Linked DNA regions of Homo sapiens: region 1 is linked to region 2. Evidence: chromatin contacts called from ENCODE Hi-C or POLR2A ChIA-PET data. All regions are on one chromosome and are shown on one strand. Each heading gives the region's core, a stretch centred on a gene start or an enhancer-like site at or near the end of the contact. The rest is flanking DNA. Distances are from core to core; before and after follow the strand shown.

Region 1 (6,306 bases), core at 624-3,123, 180 kb before region 2:
AAAACATGTATGTTTCAGGTCTCACAAAACCTGGATCCACCTACGGCTGGGGGTTGGGGGATGGATGGAAAGATGGGATCAAGGAGTGTAAGTGAAGGAGCTGGCTCTCAGGCTCTGACTCCAGGCCAGGCAACCTTGAGTGAGTTTTTGGACCTCTGGGTGCTTCCATTTCCTTTTCTGTAAAAAACAAACAAACAAACAAACAAACATCATAAAAAACTCATGTCCTAAGGTCGTGGTAAAGGTTAAAGAAGATAAAGTACAGAAGGAATTCGCACAGTGCTTTGCACAGAGCAAACGCTCTATGCTTTTCCTGTAATTTCCTGTTATAGTGTTCATATTAATATGCATATTCCTGATTGGTGCTCTGAGAACTTTTCCGTTGCTGTGTTGGGTTCCTCCAGTGGTTTGTGGATGGAGATCATGGGGTGTGTTAGTCCATTTGCATTGCTATAAAGGACTATCTGAGCCTAGGTAGTTTGTAATGAAAAGAGGTTTATTTGGCTCAGGGTTCAGCAGGCTGTACAGGAAGCATGGCCCTGGCATCTGCTTGGCTTCCGGTGAGGCCCCAGGAAGCTTCCAATCATGGCAGAAGGTAAACGGGAACCAGCATGTTACATGGCAAGAGGGAAAGCAAGAGATGGGGGAAGGTACCAGGCCCTTTTAAACAATCACATCTCACATGAACTCTTTTCTTTCTTTCTTTTTTTTTTTTTTTTTTTGAGATGGAGTCTTGCTCTGTCACCCAGGCTAGAGTGCAGCGGCACAGTCTTGGCTCACTGCAACCTCTATCTCCCAAGTTCAACCAGTTCTCCTGCCTCAAGCCTCTCGAGTAGCTGGGACTACAGGTGCGTGCCACCGCGCCCAACTAATTTTTTTGTATTTTTAATAGAGATGGGGTTTCACCATGTTGGCCAGGCTGGTTTCGAACTTCTGACCTCCAGGGATCCACCTGACGTGGCCTCCCAAAGTACTGGGATTACAGGTGTGAGCCACCATGCCAAGCTCACATGAACTGTTCTAGTGAGAACTCACTCGTTACTGTGAAGATAGCACCAAACCATTCATGAGGAATCCACCCCCATGATCCGAACACCTCCCACTAGGCCCACCTCCAACACCGGAGATCACATTTCAGTATGAGATTTGGAGGGAACAAACAGCCAAACCATATCACGTGCTCTCTTCTTGAGTCACCCCATAATTTGTACCCAAAGACCAGGGGGCATATGGGATCACGTGCTGTTTCCAGGAGAGATGTGTTGTAGGTTTGTGGGCCTTGAAGGGCTGTGGGCAGTGATCCCGCCCAGATTCTCTAGACACATGTTCCAATGGTGTCCGCTCACAGACATGGACCCCAGATCTGCGCCATCCCCTGCAGGATGCCCCAGAGCAGCGAGATGCCCCCTTTGCTCTGGCGCCACTCTCTGAGAACCAAACCTTTTAAACTGTGAGCAAGTTGCTGGAGAAGAGAATGGGCCTGGGACTGCAAAAGTAACCTCTCTCCCGAAGGAGGAGACAGGATTCCCGAACATCCTCTGGGGCAGCCCTGGGTGGTGGAGTGCGCCTGGACAGCTGGTGTCCGTCTGCAGGCTCCTGCCTCAGGCCCTGGAGTGGCAGCTTGGCAGGTCCAGACCCTTCCCCAGGGACAGTTGCGGCTGGGAACCCTGGACCTCTTCCCTGGGCCTGAGCCGCTTCCCCGTGCGGCCGTTCGCCGAGTGGCCACTTGATGGCGCTGTGGCTCCACCGGGCGCGGGCGCGGGCGGAGCGGCGCGTCTGCTTCCAGCCGCCGGGCCGGTGCTGCCGCGGTCACCCCCGGCGCCTGGCTGTGCCCGGCGCGTCCGCCCTCCCGGCGCGCGGCTGGTGGGGCGCAGCCCTCGCGGCCGGTTCTGCCCGAAGCACAAAGCCACTGCTCAGAGCCAGCGCCTCCTGCTTGCAGCTCCCCAGTGAAAGAAGTTTGGGTCCTTGGTGGTGTTTTTCTCCCTGGCCTGGATGGTCCTGCAGAGGCCCCTTGCCACCTAATGACTTTATTCTTCTTAAAACATGTTTCTTTCTTTCTTTGCTTCTTGTTTTTGTTTTGATTTGTTTATTGGCCTGTACTCCGTTTCTGCCGTCTTACCAATAGCTCCTGACCAAGCCCGAGGCCTGCTAGAGAACTGTAGTTTAATTTAACCTCCACCGGCCAGGCTGGTCTGTTTCCTCTTTTCAAGCTTCCCTGCGGTTCTAACTTTGCTCCAGAAGATTCCTCCTGGAGCTTTTGCTTGGGAGAGAAAGGCGTTTGAACGCAGAGTTCAAGCGAGCTGGCCAAAATGGAATGCAAAAGAAGAAAATTTAAAAGAGAAAAGAAGGAGGCTTCTCAGAAATGAACTTTTCATCTGATTCCAAACATTCTGCAGTGCAGTTTTGTAAAAATACCAGAAAACACAAAGAAGCAAATAAAACACATCCATGATTTTGCGTCTAGAAATGGCTTTTGTATTTTAATATGTCTTTCCACGATTTATTGTCATTGCATAGATATACGTTCCCTTTCATCCCCCCGATTGGGTCAGTTTACTCATTTAGCTGGGTCGCCTGCTTTTTCATTGAACGCACTGGGAGCGTTTTTCCTTGGCAAGCTGGTTTCTGCAAGTTTCCCTCAAGTTTCCCTCAAACTCTTGAAGTTTTGCATGCAGGTCACTCCCAGGCAGGTTGCTGTGTGAGATAGCCTCACTGAAGCTGGGATTTGGACGTTTGGAAGAGGATGATTGAATTGTAGCTTCCAGGGAGGACAGAATTGTGAGCTCTTTTTGGAAGACCAGAGTTACCCATATTTGTTTAGCAAAGCGAGCAGGCCCACTTCAAGTCAGCGGTTCTCAAAGAGCCTGAGCAGGGTGCTGAATTCAGGCCTCTGAGCTTTGAGCGCCCCTCCCAGAACCCCTAGGCATCTGAATGTAGGTCGGAGGCTTCCCAGGCTGCCTGAAGTCTGGGGACTGAGAGGCGGGGCTCAGGGGTCACTGAATCAGCCCCTTCCTTGTCCCTCTGGAGGACCCCGGGATAAATGCAAAAGGCGTGTGTGTGTGTGTGTGTGTGTGTGGGTGTGGTGGGGGGATTCGGAGGTGGAGAAGGCAGATCAGGCCGCTTCTCTAGGTCTGTCCTCCCTTTGGGACAGGAGCAGTGTGGCTGCCAGAGCTGACCGCCTTCCTGCAGCTCTGAGCGTGCCGAGCCTAGCAAGCTTGTGCTTCCACCTAGAGCTGCAAAGGGCAGCGGGCAGAAACCGGGCTGGGGCTGGCATTAGCTTTCCCTCCTCCCAGTTTCTCTCCAGCGCAGCAGGGCACCTCTAGCCCAGAAAAAGAAAACTAACTTTCTCTTATTTCTGTTTTCTGCTGCTGCTAATCTCCTCCTGAAGGGTTGTGTGGCTTCTTGGGACTCTGGAAAGAAACTGCAGGGGACGAGGACAAAGGAAACAGCTACTGTAGTCACTGCAGCTATGCAGGCTCTGTGCTAGCCCTGGAAAGGCCTGGACGTTCAGGTCTGCTGTGCCGGGGGTAGGCCCCAGAACAGAGCGGTGGGCCCATCGCTCTGCAGCCACAGCTGCCAGGGCTCAAACCTTGGCTCTGCCCTTACCTGGCTTTGTGATCTTGGGGGATGCACAGGACACTCTGTGCCTCAGTTTTCTTATCTGTAAAATGGGGCAAATACCTACCAAGTCATAGGGTTGATGTAAAGTCTAGTTGAGATAATGGAGGGTAATTTCTTTTTTTTCTTAAGCTTAAATTTTGGATCCATTTTGTGTTGATTTTTGTATATTGGGTGGTAATTTCTTAGAAGCTAGAAAGTTATTAAATGCTGCTTATGAGCCAAATACTGTGCCAAGGGCTCTGTCCAGATCATTCCAGTTAATCCACCCAAGACCCCAACAGCACAGGTGTTGCTATATTTTTGTGGTGAGGAACTGAGACCCAGGGAAGTCACGGTACTTTGCCCAAAGTCACCCCGATGTCAAGCGTTAGAGCAAGAATTTGAACCCCAGAGCTTAACTCTTAACCATTTTGCTAACTGGCTGTCTCTCCAGGCCCCCATCACCCTTTCCATCACCCTCCCCTGCCCCAGGGGCATCCTATCAAATGGCAGTTCCCCCCTCGCTTGCCTCAGCATCTCCAATTTAGAGCTTCATGGATCTCCTCCTGTTGAAGTCATGGGATGGATTTCCCATCTCAGAAACTGCACAAGAAACAACCTTGGAGTTTTGAACAAAGGATATTCAAGGAGTATTCAAGAATGAATCTTCATAATCGTGGTCATGAGACATGAGAAAAAAGGTGTCTACCACGTCTTGTCTCTACTCATAAAGAACATTGGCCAGGTGCGGTGGCTCACGCCTGTAATCCCAGCACTTTGAGAGGGCAAGGTGGGCGGATCACCTGAGGTCAGAAGTTCAAGACCAGCCTGGCCAATGTGACAAAACCCCATCTCTATAAAAATACAAAAGTTAGCTGGGTGTGGTGGCAGGTGCCTGTAATCCCAGCTACTTGGGAGGCGAAGGCAGGAGAATTGCTTGAACCCGGGAGGCGGAGCTTGCAGTGAGCTGAGATCACACTACTGCACTCCAGCCTGGGGTACAAAGGGAGGCTCTGCTAAAAAAAAAAAAAAAAAAAAAAAAAGAAAAAAAGAACATTCCTTTGAAGGATGTATGTTTTGCGGGTGCTTGTGTGTGCATGTATGTGTGCACATGTGTGTAGAATCCTCACTGCTGGAGGTGGAGAGAACACAGGAGCTAGAAGATGTGACTCAGGGCATCCGATGGGGGTGATACAGAAGACAGTACCCCCCAGGAAGGCGGGGCTGGGGGTGGAGTGGAGAGAAAAGGAGGAGACAGCTGCCGAGGCAGGTGGGAAGATCTGGGGTGACTTCTTAGGCCCCCCACCTAAGTGCTTCTGTCTGGATGCCGCTTCAGTTCCCCAGATTCCTTTAAAGAAGAAAAGAGCCTTTCACTGGACACTCGGGGGGCGAGGCTTAGCAGGGCAATGGCTGAGGTGACACTTGGGTGAGAGTGAGTTTCAATGAAAGTCTCATCCATCAGCCGGGGAGCAGCAGGGCTCCTCCGGCCCTTTCCATGTTGAAGAGGGTGAAGATGGTGATGAAGGATTGCTGCCGGGTGGCGGCAACGGGAAGGCTGTCACGCAGCAAACCTGGGACCTGATTTTGCTATGGTGACAGCATTTACTTTCTACTGGGCCTGATGTCTGTAGGGATGGACTTTGTGATGGACAGCTGTCAGCTGTCAGCCATCTATTTCCTCTTTAAGTCTGGCTGACTTCATTGCAGGGCTGCTGTCCTTAGGATTTGCTCACTGAGACATCTTCTAGGCTGCACAAAGCGTGACAGCACAATTTTGGAAGACTTCACACACACACACACACACACACACACACAGAAGTTGTTAAGGAGTAGACCGCCAGTCGAGATGGGTGCCAGTCATAGCCTGTGAAAGCCAGAAGTGACCCCAGGCAGATGGAGATGACCCATGTTCCATCCAAGGTGAGGTTACCCGGAAATCTCACAGACCCCGTCCTCCCCCAATGTCCCCACAGAAGATCTGTCCTCAGTAAGTGGTGGTGTTACCCTAAGTCTTATTATGCTGGTGGCTGGCTTGTGTATTTATTGCCAGGACAGGAGATACCGGCCCTTCATTGAGCTCTAAAAATAACTCCGTAGGGATATTGATATGACGTATTTCATCAAGCGGGGAAGCTTGATGAAGACGGTCCTGGGAGGACCTTGGCATGTATTGATGTATCGGGGCAATTACTGTCTCAGGTGAGACTGAGCGACAGGCTGCGTGAGCCCCACCGTCACAGGCAGGAGTCTGTGCTGAGACCTCCCTGCATGCTTGGAAGTGTGTCATCATATGTACATCCTGCCTGCAGATAGGGCAAAGTATTCCTGATCATCCTGTTTGTGACAAGCCTGCGCTGAGAACAGCCCTTCATAGGGAACCATGGAAGACCCTGCCTTCGGAGTGTATTGTGAGAACATACAATGTAAACACTAGTTTCCATGTATTGACCGCCTACTATGCCCAGAGAGTATTCTGCACATGTGTTCAGCACCTTCCACAATTCTGGAAGGGAGGTATCATTTATATCTTATGAATGAAGAAACATGTTCAGAGAGGTTAAGCTACATGGCTGAAGTCACGCAGGTTATTGGTAGCAAAGCTGGCGACCTGACCAGGTCTGCCTGCCTCCCCAGCTAGTGAGTGCACTTCCCGCCTGGCTCCACGTGACACCAAGCTCTGGAGGCATAAAAAGCCACCACTCAGGG
Region 2 (6,385 bases), core at 1,891-4,390:
GTGATTTTATCCTCCTGGAAAGATTATTGGGAAAATGGCTACTACTGGGCAGTTATAACCCCTCCCTAAACACCCCCTCCAGTGATAGTTTTTGGTTTTGTTTTCAATGGTCTAATCAGACCTCCCTCACTTGCTAGTTATATGACCTTGAGCAAGTTACTTGGCTGCTCTGTGCCTCAGTTTCCCTATATATGAAAAGGTTATAATACCAGCACCTGCTTCGTGGAGTCTTTGTGATGATTAAATGAGTTTATCATACAACATACAACAGTGTCAATATGTGTTCATTTTTTTTTTTTTTGGATTTTTGTTTTTCTCTGCTTAAGGGGCTGTCCTCAAGAAACTTGTCACTTAGGTCTTTGGAAGGTGAGCTGCCGCACTGTCCAAGCTCCCCACAACTGGGGCAGAAATAAGATTTTTTTTTTCTTTTTTCCGTAGATGATGAATTCCTAGTTTGGCCTGAACTTCCATGCCTAGTTTAGGGTGGGGGGTGTATGTGACTGCAGGGATTCTTGCAGGGAAGAGTGGTGGCAGGAAGAGGCTAGATGTTCATATGGAGAGGTGGAGCCAGGGGAGGACCCAGTGAGAGAGGTGGTATCTGACCCTGGGGAGGGACCAACACTGAAGCTGGTGTTATGGAAACTGAAGATGGAGGCTGTGATCTGGAACACAGCAACCAGACCTTCCTGTCTGTTCCAGGGGCCACGGGAACCCCGGGGTTTGGAGAGAATGTCCGTAAACGGCACTCTTAAAAGAGGCTGGGGATTATCTGGCATGGGGCAGATCAGTCCACAGTTACAGGGAGACTGTTGTTGAGGAGCCCCGTGTTCCCTCCATCTCTGCTTTGTAATTGCTGTGTGCCATTGGAAGGGCCACTTAACCCCTCTGCATTTTGCCTTTTCCATCTGTAAAATGGGAATAACAATATCTACTCTGTCATCTTCAAGGAATGAAAACAAGCAGGGCTGTGGAAGTGGAAGATTTTTCATACTTCTCAATCAGTCACAGAGAACTACCCAAATGTCAGCGTCTTTAGCTCCGTTTTGGCTAAGAAGGAACTTTCTAACCTCTAAAATAGGAGTGAGGTGTTTCACGAGGCAAAAGGCACCTGGGAATCAGATGTGAGGCCAAGAATGCAGGAGAAATGGTCTTACACAAGTGAAGATGGAACTAGACACATGCCAAGGGGACTGTTTTCAGGCAATAGCTCCCGAAAGAGGTCATGGTTCTGGGAGGACAATGCCCATGCAGCTCTGTAGCTGTTGGATTTTCCCAGCCTTCACCTGAAGGTGGAATTGAGACACCCTCCAGCAACCAGTGGGGTGGCCCAGGGGGATGGGGGAGAGGAAAGCCTGACACCTGAGCATCTCACTCAATAATTCAGGGCTGGTTAGAGCCCAGTGAGGTGTTTCACACTCTGCAAAGGCAGATAATGAAGCATTCTTCCAAAATGAGAGAATGTGCCTTTTCTTTTCTTCCCGCCTCTTTCCTAATAAAATCATTAAACCAGGATTTCCAGAGGCCTGCCACCCCACCCACCTTGGCTGTTTCTGTGGGGAGGGAAGGGTACTTGAGTTTTGGTAGGGGTGGGGAAGCTGAGCTAGGAAGGGGGCTTGGCTGGTGACAGAAGGAGAGCAGTCCTACTGAGAAGGGTGTTGGGGTCTCAGAGGGCAGGGGGAGGGGGCCTGCTGATTTCTCACCACCCCAGATGACATATGACTTAGCACGTCCCCAGGTCTCCAGGGCTGCAGCCGGCGCTGTGCTTTCCACATGTGTTTAGTATTATCGGTGTTTTTACAATAATAACTGTGGTCTTGAAAGGGACTAAAATTAATTAAAATGCCTGGCTGGAGAGAACCTCCTTGGGGTAAGTGCAGGGGGTATGGGCGGTCATCTTGTCCATCCCCCTGTCTCTGGTTGGGTCTGGACCCCTGTTGGCCCAATCAGCTGGTCTTAGAAGATGCCAGTGTGGGAGCATCTGCAGTCTTAGAGGTTAAAATTCTTTTAGGGAAATGTTTCTTGGTATTTAAACTACAGTAAGAAAGGAAGAGCAAACACTTAGATGTTGTGTTTGCAATTTGCAGAACCGCACTGAGAAAGCCCCCACTGGTTGTATTTATCAAACTCTGCTGCGTGCCCTCATCCAAAGACCCCTGTCTGAGAGCATCCCTTGGTTCAGAGAGGAACAATTTGGCTCTTGATTTAGGGCAGGGTTTCTCAAGCTCATTGCAGCACTGTTGACGTTTGGAGCTGAATCACTCTTTGTGGGCAGGGGTTGTTCTGTGCACTGTAGGATGTTTAGCCATGCCCTTGACCTCTACCCACTAGATGCCAGTAGCATTCCCAGCCTCACAAGTGTAAAAACTAAAAATGTCCTCAGACGTTGCCAAATACCCCTGGGGAACCAAATCGCCTCCAGTTGAGAACCACTGATTTAGGGCAAGGCTCTCTGGCATCTCAACCACCTCCCCCCATTCCCACCCCCCCTACTCCCCTACTCCAGGGAAGCAGTGCTCATCCAGGTTGTCATGACATGCAAATGTGTCACCATCACGCAGGAGAACAAGTGACGGGTTATGAATAACACCCTGAGGTTTGGGAGTGATTCACTTTTTAAAAACAAATCAGAGCAGGTACTAACATAGCAACATCCCTTTCACTCCCTCGCAGTCCAAGATGATTTTCCGAGTGGCCAGAGTTGCCCATTGCTCCTAGCCTGTCTCATGGAGGTCACAGCCAGGATGAGGTTAGCTGCTTTTGCTAATCAGCTGTGAGTAGTCTGGCGATGACATGTTATTGCCATGTTTTATTGCCTCATCACATTTGGGTTTGTCTGTGGGATCATGCTGCACACAGATCACGTTGCTGTTCTCGAAGTTCACTTGGAGGAGAACTGGACATCCAAGACTCTGTTGGCCCTGTTGGCCTCATCTCCTTTTCCTCTCTCATCTCTCAACACTGTGCTCTATTCAGTTGCTTCTTCATGGACCTCCAATACAAGTCTTCCTTCCTACACTGCCTGGAGCCCTTTCCCGGCTCCTCTGAATATGGCTGGCTCCTCCTCCTCATGTCTCAGCTCACACATGCCCTTCTCAGAGGCTGGGTGCACCTGACATCTAGCGAACCCGGCCCTCTTCTAGTAGTGAGTCAGCCTCTGTCCAGGGGCTCTGTTCTTTTCCCATAGCATGTGTCACTACCGACACTCGTGCTGGTGTGTATGTCCCCCGCATACCAGTTGGGTTTCCAGGAAGCCAATGCAGAGATGGAGTTATGGGTTTATTGGGGGAATAAGCAACCTATGAGGGAAAAGAGGAGGGAGCTGGATTGGGCAGGGGGAACCATCAGAACGTGAAGGCAACCTGGGCAGTCTCCAGGAGCTTTGGAGCAGAGACTGCCCATTGGAGAAGTCCCATGTGGGTAGAAATGGGTTGGCCCTTGTGCCACCACCTTGCATAGTCATTAGCTAGGGCTGCCTCAAGAACAGCATGACCTCAGCCTGAAAACTGACGAGGACCTCGAAGACACCAGTGCAGTGGCTGTCAGCCAGTCAAGCTCCTCTCAGTCAGGCAGCAAGTCCTTTTTGAAGGATCTGAGCCATGCATCTCCATGTCTACCCTTCCGGGGTGGAATGGACACTCCCTGAGAGCAGGAACCCTGTAGATCTTGCTTATGCCTGATCCCATTCCCTACAGCAGAGCCTGGTGCATGGTAGGAGATCAAACCTGAGCTGATTTTAGTTTTCAGAGAGTAATTTGGTTGCCCTGGTTGCCCTAAACTCAGATTTCTGAGTTTACAAACTCAGAAATAGAAATATTGTAGGCTGAGTGTGGTGGCTCACACCTGTAATCCCAGCAGTTTGGGAGGCCGAGGCGGTCGGATCACAAGGTCAAGAGATCGAGACTATCCTGGCCAACATGGTGAAACCCCGTCTCTACTAAAAATACAACAATTAGCTGGGCATGGTAGCGTGTGCCTGTAGTCCCAGCTACTTGGGAGGCTGAGGCAGGAGAATCGCTTGAACCCGGGAGGCGGAGGTTGCAGTGAGCCAAGATCGCGCCACTGCACTTCAGCCTGGTGACAGAGTGAGATTCCGTCAAAAAAAAAAAAAAAAAAAGAAAAGGAAAAGAAATATTTTAGAAAGACAAACATGTGCTGCAGGGGGAAATGGCAGAGAAACACTGCTGCAAGGTATCTCAAACCATGGTTCACCCTGCAGTACTTCCAAGGTTTTGAAAGCTAAAAAAAAAAATCATGATGTTGGGGCATCCTGTAACTTGCCTCTTGTAGGGTTAGAAGATGTTAGCTGGGTGACATCTCTCCAGCCAGGTGAGAAGGGGGGAACAGAAGCTCGGGGGATCTCAGAGGAAAAGGAAAACAGAACTATCTGGTGGGTCAAAGGCGCATACCAGGGGGCCGTGGGTGCCTGTCAAACCGGAATGGTTATCTGGTCTGGCAGAGCCCAGCATCTTGGGTGGCCAAACAAACCTCAGATACAGTGTTCCCAGAGATGGGGGGTTGGAGGATATTATGCTTTCCCTTTAGCCTGTCTCTTGCCTCAGTATCTACCTCTGCCAGAGGATCTGAACTGGGATGGGCTTGTCACCTTGGCTGCTGTCCTTTGATGGGGCAGGTCAAAGTCCAAGACTCCAAGAGAACAGGTCTGGCTGTGCAGAAGCCTGCATGGGTGCAGTAGGCAGGGGGGTAGAGGAGTCTTCTGGGTGACAGAGATACCCACGGGGCAGGTGCCCAGCAGCCTTGCAGTGAGGAGGGGAGGGAGCAAACTCTATGCACTGTGTGGAGAGGGAGCGGGTGGCAGAGATCTGTCTCAGGGAGGTGCCTGACTCAGAGAGCCAGCATGAACCTCAGTTTACAAACTCAGAAATGCAAGAAATAGAACTCATATTATCTGATAACTCAATTGCAGTGGGGCATTTCAGATCCTTCCTACCCTTTTCATGGGTGTTGCCTCTAAGTTCAGGGAACAGGGAAGGCTAACAATGCTCTGGCAATTACGGAGTGGGACAGTGTGCTCTCTACATCACATGTCTGCACTGGGCTCATCTGAGACCTCCAACAGGCTGCTATGGGTTCCTCAGCCGTTCATTCACCCTGGGCACTGCCGAGTAGTCTTTTGATCCCAACCAGAGGACATGCCTGTCTACTTATTCAGAGCACCCTGGTAGTACCCCTGACTCAGTACCTGGCATATCATCTCAGTACTCAGCAGTACCCCTGACTCAGTACCTGGCATATCATCTCAGTACTCAGTAGTACCCCTGACTCAGTACTTGGCATATCATCTCACTCTCTGCTTTGAGCCTGGCTCCCTTTGCTCCCCCAACACGGAATCTCTCAGCTTTTATCTAAGGGCCGCTTCACTAGACCTCAGCACATGTTCTTCCAAATCTGTTGTATTTGCAATACCTTTCAAAAACCTTCTTTGAAACTCAAAAACCAGGGTGTATTATGCTATTTCTTTGATTTGGGGGTGTTATCCACACTCTAATGCAGCAAATTCAATAGGGCCTCACTAACTAGACGAGGAAAGACCAAGCAGTGCAAGGAAATATTGTGCTGGGGGAGACAGAGGTGAACATTGGTTAAAATACAAAAAGCATCCTCCCAGCACACTTGCTTTGGGGAGCTTTTCTGCCCAGAGCCCAGCTCCTCTCCTGCCTCACTTAAAGGCTCTTCCCCCTTGTCATACAGGTTGCGCTGGCCCAGCCAGGAGAACTAAGCAGTTGGCACTGTCTTCCATTTCCAAGGGCAGCAAAAAATGTATTAATCATCAGGCACCAATGGGAGGTGAGGGAGGCTGGGTCTCTCCATTTCTTTCCATAAGCAAGTCCTTCCTCTGCAATGTGGCTGGACCTCCTTGCAGGCAGTCAGGAGGGCAGGGAAGCAGACCCAGCTCTGGGAGGAACGGCACAGCCTACAGAATAGAAACAAACCTAACGACTGCCATTTTGAGACCTCAAGAGTCATTAAACCCAGACTGAAGTCAGTTTATCTGAATCCTCACCTAGGTGGTGTGTTGATGTGGGCGGGCCTCCAAGGCCACCAAAGTCAGAGTGACCCAGGTTTAAGTATTAGCCCTACAGGTTAGTGGTCCTGATAAACACACTTCATTTCCTTTGCCTCCATTTCCACATCTTTAAATGGGCATGATATTTGCGATGATTCAATGCAATAATGTTTATAGAACCCTTAGAATCCTGCTTGGCTGTCTATTCATTCTCAATTAATGTTAATTCTATTCCTTTCTCTTAGGAGGTCCACAGATGAAGAACAGCTCTCATCTCTATGGTCCCCAGCATTTATTTAAAGCTAAGAATTCACAGGTCAACCAAATCACTCCCTGAAAACTAAAATCAACCAAAAGCAG

The links. Hi-C counts contacts between places; a loop is a spot of excess contacts on that map. ChIA-PET counts read pairs that join two places held with the same protein, here RNA polymerase II (POLR2A). Pooled maps may share reads with other maps.
Region 1: a loop to region 2 is called in a pooled map, with 3 times the contacts of the local background. The contact joins two enhancer-like sites. A Hi-C loop is called at or near these places in 1 of 168 maps with a recorded cell type or tissue (A673), 3 of 37 single-sample maps with no recorded cell type and 4 of 50 pooled maps. POLR2A ChIA-PET finds 5 or more read pairs at or near these places in 2 of 52 experiments (GM12878 and SK-N-SH).

The regions. Positions count from the first base shown.
Region 1 is chr17:72,535,934-72,542,239 of GRCh38, reverse strand. All of the region lies in intron 1 of LINC00673 (long intergenic non-protein coding RNA 673), which reads left to right. Among named protein-coding and RNA genes, the nearest start is that of LINC00673, 54 kb to the left of the region's middle. RefSeq lists a silencer at 1,638-1,887. Within about 2 kb of position 1,873, at least 12 of the 41 ENCODE cell types and tissues checked have a DNase peak (open chromatin) inside an H3K27ac peak, as active enhancers do.
Region 2 is chr17:72,358,831-72,365,215 of GRCh38, reverse strand. No RefSeq gene overlaps it. Among named protein-coding and RNA genes, the nearest start is that of LINC02003, 19 kb to the right of the region's middle. Within about 2 kb of position 3,140, at least 3 of the 41 ENCODE cell types and tissues checked have a DNase peak (open chromatin) inside an H3K27ac peak, as active enhancers do.